2 separate regions of the Homo sapiens genome follow, and region 1 is linked to region 2. The links are chromatin contacts, found by Hi-C in ENCODE. All regions are on one chromosome and are shown on one strand. The core of a region is the stretch at or near the end of the contact, and the rest is flanking DNA. Distances in the headings are between cores, read along the strand shown. Region 1 overlaps NTNG1 (netrin G1). Region 2 holds the start of PRMT6 (protein arginine methyltransferase 6).

Region 1 (4,841 bases), core at 1,645-4,144, 210 kb before region 2:
CATCTTTGCTATGCATTCATAGCTCTGCTTTATTTTCCTATATATTTCTTAAACAAATAATTTCTTCTACTTCTCACCAAAGAGGAACATGACTGAATATGTTAAAACAACTTACATGTATAAACCCATAATTCTTATAATTTCAATTTCTTATACTGAAAATTTAACAGAAAGCTGATTTAGAGCCAGTTGTAAACAAGTGATTTCAAAATAACTAAGGGTCAACATAATTAAATCACCTAACAGATAGAACTCATTGCTTTTTAGAATCTGCATATGACATTTATGTCACTAGGCTTGCAGGCCTGCAAATCTTAACTCACAATGGAGAATTTTCAGTGCTTATATTCTGTTAATCATAGTTAGTTGACTATTAGTTGACTCCCTTTCAGCAAGTTCTCTTACCTCCAGACTCTCATTTTAATTCATTGTCAAACTCTTAAAATCAGGGAAGGAGAAGTGCTGTATTTGAATTGTCATGAAAGAAAATCCTTTTTTTTTTTCTGGCAAAGTAATTTATAGAGCCTGGAGGGGTGAATTTGTAACAGTTTACCAAAGTATAGTTGTAGATACTTCTACATTCCTTTCCTTATCCTCCTACTGATTTGGTATAAATTTTTATCAGCATCTACTATTCTGTAATTCTTCAGGGACTTCAAAGAGGCATTCTCCTGAGAGAGGAAACTGAGATAGAATATTGGAACAATGAGAAAACAAGACACAATCACCACACCAGCATTAGTCCTTCATGCTACTTTCATTCATCTGCACATTCATTCATTCAATAAATACTTGTTAGTGTCTGCTGTGCAAAACACTGACGGGGGGAGGTGAACAAAGACACAGCCAAGGTGCTCAACAGCAGGTGAGAGAGGCCAATATGCAAAACTTCCCACTGTACCCAAGTCACAGAAAACATCCTTCCTGCATATTTGATCAAAACCTTTATTTCGGGGGAAACAAGCTATGTGTGAATGTATGTTTCCTCAAGGCTGGAATTTCCAAGGACAGCTGTACAGAGTGACTGAAGGGTGGACTCAGCTTCTGCCTCAGTTCTCACTAACCACAGATGGGGCCAAACATCCAGGCTAAATGGAAAAGAAATGAAAAGGAAATGACTCAAAGGTGCCCTAAACTAATGTAAACAGAGAAAATGTTGAGATCATCTAAATAGATGCAAAATGATTTTCATTTTAAAAACTGCCAATTTATAAAGAAATAAGCACAAGGAGCTATGGCTAAGAATTATCCTCAGAGAATAGAGGGCAGTATGATAGAAAAATCCAAGGAGCATTTATAAAAAATGAAAGGAAAATCTATATATAGTCTTTTAACTTCATAGGGAAGGATGGGGGACATAGATTGTCATAAGATTGTGAAGGATTTCACTCTGTAGCCAGATGGCTTAATCCACTTGAATTTGGGGGTTGCTTCTTTAATAAAGCCATCCCTGTAATGAATGGGCCTTTCAGCCTCCACAAAGCAAAAATGGCAGGGAGTGTGTCAACCTCCAACAAATTGTGTGGGAGGTCAGATGATCGATAAGAAGTCTCTCTCACTGTCACCTTAAAGAGCAATGGCTACAAAAATGTGCACCAGGGTGGAAAAACGGTGGTGGTGAGGGGAGGGGGTGTGGCTAAGAATTCTGAAAAATAGAAGGGCGTGTGTGTGTTTGTGGGCGTGTGTGTGTGTATTCTACAGGCAAGAAGGAAAGATGGTGGCATGGATCTGTTTAATCAAATAACAAGAGAGAGAGAGGACTATAGATTAATCTCCTGTCATCTACTGACATCTGTCAAATACAAGGTAGCTTAGAACTATAATTCCTTGGAATGTTTCAACAAACTATGATAAGAACCATAAGAGAAATAGCATAATACATTTTTTTTAAAGATAGGAAACTTCAGAACATTTCATCAAGATGTGTTTGGGTCATGATGGATTGTACTATAACATTTCTTTTAACAAAATCCCAACAATGGTTACATACAAACCTCAAATTCTTGGGTACTCAAATATGAAAATGAATGTTAAAATGGATTTTTTTCATAAAATTAATAAAGGCAAGTGCCGTGAGCATAACTCTCAAATACTTCTTTCCCAAAGGGAATATCTGGGATTGCCTCAGGTTATAAGGCTTGTAAGGAGACAAGAAATGCTAAGTGGGAAGTTACACTGTACAAGCCTAGGAAAGAAATTATTTTAACTTGCCTTGTTAAGGCTAATTAGCATAGATGAAAAGAGCTAGATAACTCAGAGTATTCATTAGCTCCCTCACTCCACTAAGCAACCTCCCCAAAGTGCTAATATCTTTCCTACTACATTCTTAAAATGTTTCATATTCACTATTCATGATTCACACTTTGAAAAGACCAATTTCCTGATTAATGCCTAAATAGAAAGAGTATAAAATGTCTCAAAAATTAGCAAAGGCCTCAAAGGTGTAAAACTGCTATTGTAAAGGCTTTGTAAAGGAAAAAAAAAGAAAAAAAGGAAGGAAGGAAAGAAGGAAGGAAGGAAGGAAGGAAGGAAGGAAGGAAGGAAGGAAGGAAGGAAGCAAGCTAACCTAGAACTGTTATTAGCTTTTCCCACACACCCACTCACTCTCACACCCACACATCCTTTCTCTGAAGAACTGTGGGGATGCAGTCACATTCTCAGAGTAAATGTATTGAGATTTACCACATTTCAAAGCTTCAGGGTTTTGTTCATTCTCATTCCTCTTCACAATAAAGACAATATTGATTCCATAGCATTCCCCCCTCTTTTATCAGAATTGTTTGCACAGTAACTCACACATGAGTAAGTGACCAACTTTGCATTATTTGTGCTAGATAATGATTTCCATTCCTTTACCACCAGATCCTCTAATGGGCTGATTTCTCAATTCAGTCATCACTATGGTGGTTCATCTAATTACAGATGTTCACGGCTAAGAATAAAGTTGTGCACCAGCGAAAAAGTGTTTCATCTCTGTCCACTACCAACAGAGGGTAACCAACAGATTATGAATAACCCTTTATTTGTCTTTCCCAACCCCTTTCTGGAGGTGAATGAAGAGATTGTTTTTCATTTGCTTTGTCTTTTTCTAAACAGAAGACAAATACACTCACAGAAAAGATGAATACCATTGTCTCAAGTCAACATAAGCGATTTTCAACACCTTCTAATTCATGTATTTCTTTCTCAATTTCCAGCTACTGCTTTGAGTCATTACAATTTATTATGTCACCATGATTATGTGGGCTGCAGCCAGACTGATTCTTCTACTTTGATCATGGCAATCCCTTGCCCTAAAACCTTCAATGGCATAAAATATCAGAAAAAATATAAACTCCTTCGTTGATCACTCGAAGTCCACAATAGTTAGACCCCAACCTACTTTTATATTCTGTTTTATAACAATAAAATAAATCTCTATGCTTGTCTCCCTGACACATTTTAATCTTTTGTGACAAAATACCTTTTCTACTGCCCTCTTCTCCCTGAACTGCCCTCATTACCCACAAAAGACTCCATTCTGGCCTCCCTAAGTAGTGAACCTAGTCGTCCTCCCAGTCTCCACTCATGTGTCCCTGTCTTTCTAAAGTCATTCAGATTTCATGTGATTTACTAATTGTGTTACTACATGTGTAACGGCTTTGAAAAATACCTTTATAAGACTTTTAATGTAAAAGACTTTTAATGTAAATATATAAATCAGAAAAAGTCTTTGTAACGTTTAGCTTCAAAATATGTAAACAGCACTTAGGTACATTAACTGCCAAGGGCCTTAGCTCATATTCTTGTTTTGTGGTTATTTTAAGGTGTATCTTATTTTCCTCAATCAGAGTAAACTCCTAGAATGTAATTTTTCAATAGTTAACATTGCCCGGACAGAGAACCTCATACAAACTTTGTGTTTACCTTACATATGAGAATGTGGAATTCACAAATGATGTCTTATAATATAGTTGTTATCGTTTTTTTTGTTTTGTTTTGTTTTTTGAGACGGAGTCTCACTCTGTCGCCCAGGCTGGAGTGCAGTGGTGCGATCTCAGCTCACTGCAAGCTCCGCCTCCCGGGTTCACGCCATTCTCCCGCCTCAGCCTCCCGAGTAGCTGGGACTACAGGCACCCGCCACCACGCCCGGCTAATTTTTTGTATTTTTAGTAGAGACGGGGTTTCACTGTGTTAGCCAGGATGGTCTCGATCTCCTGGCCTCGTGATCTGCCCGCCTCGGCCTCCCAAAGTGCTGGGATTACAGGCGTGAGCCACCGCTCCTGGCCCTAGTTATCTTTTTAAATAGCAAATTTATCTTCTAAAATCAACAACAGGCTTGAAAGTAAAATATTAATTATAATGTTTAAAATCTTCTGAAGAGCTTTTTTTTTTTAAATCCTGTGAAACATGCAGACAAAAAGTTTTAACTGCCAGCATTTTCCACCTGATGTTAACAAATTCCCTTATTGTTATCAAATTGGCTACTGGAAGTTGTCTGGTATTTTAAGAAAATCTTAGATGCTTACAAAGCATTTATCATAGTTGTGACTAAATAATCATTTTTATGTTTGTGTAACATCTTTATTCCCTACTAGACTATCCATTACATGAAGGCAGGGATTATGTCTACCTTGTTCATTTTCATATCTCCAGTACTTAGTATAGTACCTGGCACAGGACCCAGGACCTGGTAAACATTTGCTGGATCAATGAATTAAAGAACAAATAATTTTTAAAAATGAATGAATTAAAGAACGAGTAATATCAACAGCACTCCTACTTCTCTGGGCTCTGATCCATCATAACTGTACAACTCTTCAGATGTACTTACCTGGGCTGCAGCTTTAGTTCACCAAGAT
Region 2 (5,350 bases), core at 400-2,899:
TTAATTCGGACTGAGAAAATATGGCTCTGGAGAGATACTAAAGTCGTACTGGAAATGTATGAAGTCTAAATGAACCCCTTTCTCCCCAGCTTCAGACTTAGATAAGGTGTGAGGTGTCAGGGATGTGCATGGACCCTTCAAAAACTGACATTTTCATCCGTGTTCTTCCCCCTCACTCCCCCGCGAAACAAAATATACGGAAATACAAGTGCTTGGTACTACATGCTTTTGAGGCTAAATGCCCAATAATAAGCACGCTGTATCCGTTGTTGAGGGGGATCACTTTTTAAGTAAACATCACCAGAAGAATCTCTTCAAATGGAGAATGAAGTCACTCTCCCTCCCTAGAGGCTATGAGGGAAAAGGGGGAGATATTCCCCCTACTTGCACGTGGGATCTCCCTTTCCCCTCCGACCTCGCTACGCCTCTCCCACGCAGGTCAGGCTGCTTTGGGAGGTAGCTGGGAGAAAAGGCAACGCTCAGTCCTCCATGGCAAAGTCTTTGGTCTTCTCCTCCTGGTCTCCCACTTTGTAGCGCAGCAGCACGCGCAGGCGACGGGGGTTGTCCCGGGAGGGCAGCAGCGTGATCTCTCCTGAAACGTCCGTGTCTTGCTCCACTTGCACCGGCTCGTTCAGGTAGAGGAGCGCCTGTTTCCAGTGAGTGGCCGGGTGAAAAGGCGAGGTGGACAGCACCAGGGGTTTCTCCGACTCCCCTCCAGGGAAGGTCACCTGGAACCAGATGGCAAAGCCATGCATGGGCGCCGAGCCATAGCAGCTGCAGCGGAAGCGCCCGCCCACTCCGGCCTCCAGCTCCTGCTCCAAGCCGGCGCGGGAGAGCTCTAGCTGAGCAAAGCGCTGCGGCCGGGCCAGCACGTCCTCGCCGGACAATCCCTGCACAACGATCTCCGAGTGGCCCATGAGACAGCGCGTGGCGAAGCCCTCCAGGCAGCTCATGTCCACACCATAGTGCTGCTTCACCTGGCTCCAGAAGCCCAGGCGCCATTCCAGCATCTGGTCGCTGATGGGGGCTATGAAGAGCTCGGCGGAGGCCGGCAGGAGAAGACCGCCCTCCTTCAGCCACTTGGTTCGCGCGTGGAGGACGGAGCTCAGCATGGACTCGTGCAGGAGTCCGTAGCCCATCCACTCGCTCACGATGGCATCCACCTGTTCCGGCAACTCTACAGTCTCCACTGGTCCCGGCAGGACGTGCACCCGGTCCTCCAGCCCGTTGAACCGCACCACCTCCCGGGCCTGTTGCCAGATGGCGCTGGCCTCTACCGCGTACACGCGCCGGGCCCCGGCCTGGGCACAGAAGATGCTCAGAATGCCGGTGCCCGCGCCCACGTCCAGTACCGTCTTGCCTCGCAGTGCTGCCCAGTTCCGAAGGATACCCAGGCGGTAGGCATCGGTGCGGACGCGGTCCGCGATCATCTCCTCGTGGACCGAAACGTCCGAGTAGCACTCGTAGTACAGCTGGTCCCGTTCCCGCTTAGTCCTCCGGGGTCGCTCCAGGGCCGCCTCCCGCTCCGCGCCATCTTCCTCTTCAGTTCCCTCCCCTCCTTCGCCGCCGCCCCCCGACTCAAGCTTTCTTTTCTTGGGCTGCGACATCTTGGCCGCTCTGCCCGGCTCCCGGCGGGCGTAGCGCGGCACGGCGCGGGCTCCAGGAAACGGGGGCTTCTGGGACTTGTAGTGCGCGCTCGTCCTTCCTACTTCCTGCGGGGTCGCCCGGCCGGCGGCGCGGAAGGTCTCCTGTGCCTGCTCACGGGAGCTGTTTTGTATTGCTCTTCTGGTGTCCTGGCATCCCTTTTCCCACCCACGACGCCCACATTCTGAGATCCTTTCATTCCCCCTCCCACCCTTAGCTCCTCAGTTTTTTGCTTTCACTCCCTTCCTGAAGTAGGCACGCACACTTAAGACTAATAATCCACCTTTGTTTCTTCTGCTGAACTCACCTCTGTTTTTTTTGTTTGTTTTTCTGTTTTTTGTTTTTTTTGAGAGGGAGTTTCGCTCTTGTTTCCCAGGCTGGAGTGCAATGGCGCGATCTCCGCTCACCGCAACCTCCGCCTCCTGGGTTCAAGCGATTCTCCTGCCTCAGCCTCCCGAGTTGCTGGGATTACGGGCGCATGCCACCAGGGCCGGCTAATTTTGTATTTTTGGTAGACGGGGTTTCTCCCTGTTGGTCAGGCTGGTCTCAAACTCGCGACCTCAGGTGATCCGCCCACCTCGGCCTCCCAAAGTGCTGGGATTACAAGCGTGAGCCACCGCGCCCGGCCTAACTCACCTCTGGTTTTATTCCACCGAATTAACATGGCAGCACCATCCACCCACTACCGCCTTAACTGGACAATTGTAGCTCTTAAAGTGCTCCAGCTGTGGCAATTTAGAAACTGCACTACGCATTTCTTTTTTCTGTTTTCAGTGCAGTTAGAGTGCAAATGTAACAAAATTAAAACCTAACAATGCAAAATCTTGGTTCTGATTCCAGTATGACCACTAATTAGTTGAGTGATTTAGGGCAAATAATAGAACTTCTCTGGCCTTTAGTTGCCCATTCACCCACCAGCGAATCTTCATTGCAGTTGGGGAAGAACTAGGTTTCTGGTTCTACTTAGAAGAATAGTTACTTGGCTTTCGGCTCTGCTCTGATAATTCTGTGGCTCTCTTAAGAGTTAAATCCTGAAAAGTGCAGACTCAAGAGCCATGTGATACAAGCAAACTCGTTGCTAGGTGTATTCTATATATATATGCGTTTTTTTCTCTCAGAAATAACGGAATCAATTTCTTTTAATCACTTTCTCAATGCAATTCATTTTTTCCTGTGTTTTCTTGTCCGGGCAATATTGACACTCTCCTCTTTCTCTTATATTTTTCTTGTAGTCAACCATCAGCTGTTACTCTCTTTTTGTTGTCCATAATGGAAATAAAATATGTTTTTAAATATGTGTGGCATCTGTATGGGTGTCCGTGTTATTAACAAGGTGGGCATAATGCCATTTTCTGCCAGCTTGAAAAAAAAGTCACTCAGAGTAAAATGGATTTTTATTTTCTTGTGGTCTTGAATTATGTCCTTGTAACCAATAGGCCTGTATTCCTTGTCTGGGATCAAAGTTCTTTCATCCTATTTTCTCTATTAATCTTTCATTAGCAGAATAGGTTTATTGATATGGCATCCTTAGCTGTACTCTACTTCTAACTCAAGACTCTCCATCCTGGCTGCTTATTAGAATTCTCTAAGGAGCTTTTTAAAAAATACCGATGCCTGGGTCTACCTCAGACCAATTAAATCGGAATCACTCCAGTGGAACCTGGGCTTCTAGTTTTTAAAAGCTCCCCAGGGAATTCTAATGGGCAGCCAGGGTGAGAACAACTGTTTCTCACTAAAATGATCTTAGTTAAATCTTGCTTCGTTATTTTAATTGGGTAAATTGTATTTTTTTCAGTGGCCTGGGCTCAACCATTTAAGGCTAAAAACCTTGAAGTATTTCTTCTCTTTTTCTGCCTTGGTTTAATATCTTATTTTAAGATAATTGAGGCCCAGTGTAGGACATCAGATTAGAGTTGTAAATGTGACCACTTTAATATGTTACTTTTATTAATAGGTTGTTACTTAGTGTATACTTTTGCCATTCTTTCTTTCCTCAAAATGTCACCTTTTCCTTTTAAATACATTCATTCCTTCACCCAATTTTCAATTCACTTCCTTATGGTCTCTTTTAAGAAAATTCTGAATATAAGTTTCACTGGTTCTACCTCCAAAATATATCTTGAATCCATCTGCTTTTCTCCATTTCTATTGTCAACACCCTAGTCTAATCTTCCATATTGACTTGCCTGAAAATTAGTCTCCTAAGGGATCGCTCAGCTTCTAATCTCAACCCTATCTAATCCCTTCTCTACATAGCTGAAAGAATAAGCTTTTATAAAACCCATTGGGCCATGTCATTCTTCAGTAACTTCCCGTGTTAGTTAATGGAACAATTCAGTAACTTCAGGTAACTTCCCATCTCATCTCATACCATTTTTCCCAACTCTTCATTGGGCTCAAGATATACTGGTTTCTAATAACACATTTCTTTCCTGTGTCAGGTCGTCATGCATACTCTTCTGGTGCTGAGAAAATTGTTTTTCTCCTTAGCACTTCACTTTAGTGGCTTCTCATCCTTCATGTCTCAACTTAAATGTTACCTCATGAAAAAGGCCTTTCCTGGCTTCCTTAAATAATATTTTCAAACCCAAGACACTATTTTGTTCCCTCCCAGCATTCATTATTATCTGTATGTATTTAATTAATTTATTTGTTTTCTATACAATATCAACTCCAGGAGACTTGGACTTTTGTATTCCCACTATTGCAGTCCTTAGCACTACAACAGAAGCTGGCACATAGAAAGTGCTCAATAAATAGTCTTGAACAAAGTCTATTGTGGATGTAGAGAGTTTTGCTTCATTAGTTCAATGTGACAATGTGACTTGGTAAACTCTGAGATAGATCCAGATATAGATAGAATGTGGAATGCTCCCAGAAATGAGAATAGTATAAATTTTAAATACTGTTAATGCTTCTAGATAGAATAGTGGTAAGCACCAAACATTATCCCTAGAGCAGATTAAAAAAGGTCTGTGGCACTTTCCTTTCCTGCCCTTTTATTTGATATAGAGAAGGAGTTCTTTACTGATCTTTTGTACCACAGTGAGATGTTTTAAGTAGGAAAGGGACCTAGATCATAGCCCTTCCCTAAGCCGTGCGGCTCAGCAGCAAACCACCTGCATGGGAGAAGAGTTGGAGTTCTGCTGGCAGAGCATTCTTAGTATTTTCATTTCAGCGATCTGCTTGCCACGTCTATTCAATGCTCAAACCCAGTTTTTCAAACAAATGATCTTGAAATTTTAATTTAGTGCAACTTGACCACCATTAAGAAGAAATAATAGATCAGAAAATACTAAATGTGTCAAATGAGTAAAGGTGGGTATTATTTCATAAAACTTGTTTCGTGGCTCACACCTGTAATCCTGGCACTTTGGGAGGCCGAGGCAGGCAGATCACGAGGTCAGAAGTTCGAGACCATCCTGGCCAACATGGTGAAACCCTGTCTCTACTAAAAATACAAAAATTAGCTGGGCATGGTGGCACGCGCCTGTAGTCCCAGCTACTCAGGAAGCTGAGGCAGGAGAATCGCTTGAACCCGGAAGGCAGACGTTGCAGTGAGCAGAGATTGTGCCACTGCACTCCAGCCTGGTGAAAGAGCGAGACTCCGTCTAAAAAAAGTACTGTATGTATATTTCTTGCTTCAGGTTATGGTTAAAAGTTTGAAATATACAGCTTACTGTTCTCCAAAAACACTATGAATTTT

Evidence for each region. Hi-C counts contacts between places; a loop is a spot of excess contacts on that map.
Region 1: a loop to region 2 is called in a map of A673, with 4 times the contacts of the local background. The contact joins the enhancer-like site here to the promoter of PRMT6 in region 2. A Hi-C loop is called at or near these places in 1 of 168 maps with a recorded cell type or tissue (A673) and 2 of 37 single-sample maps with no recorded cell type.

What each region holds. Positions count from the first base shown.
Region 1 is chr1:107,260,989-107,265,829 of GRCh38, reverse strand. The region is part of intron 2 of NTNG1 (netrin G1); the gene reads right to left. Among named protein-coding and RNA genes, the nearest start is that of NTNG1, 120 kb to the right of the region's middle. Within about 2 kb of position 2,894, at least 2 of the 41 ENCODE cell types and tissues checked have a DNase peak (open chromatin) inside an H3K27ac peak, as active enhancers do; they include A673, where a contact is called at or near this core.
Region 2 is chr1:107,052,973-107,058,322 of GRCh38, reverse strand. It overlaps PRMT6 (protein arginine methyltransferase 6), which reads right to left and starts at 1,649. Exons shown (of 1, transcript NM_018137.3): 1 at 1-1,649. The coding sequence starts at 1,607. The coding sequence ends at 480. RefSeq lists enhancers at 848-1,057, 1,068-1,197, 1,208-1,347, 1,368-1,417.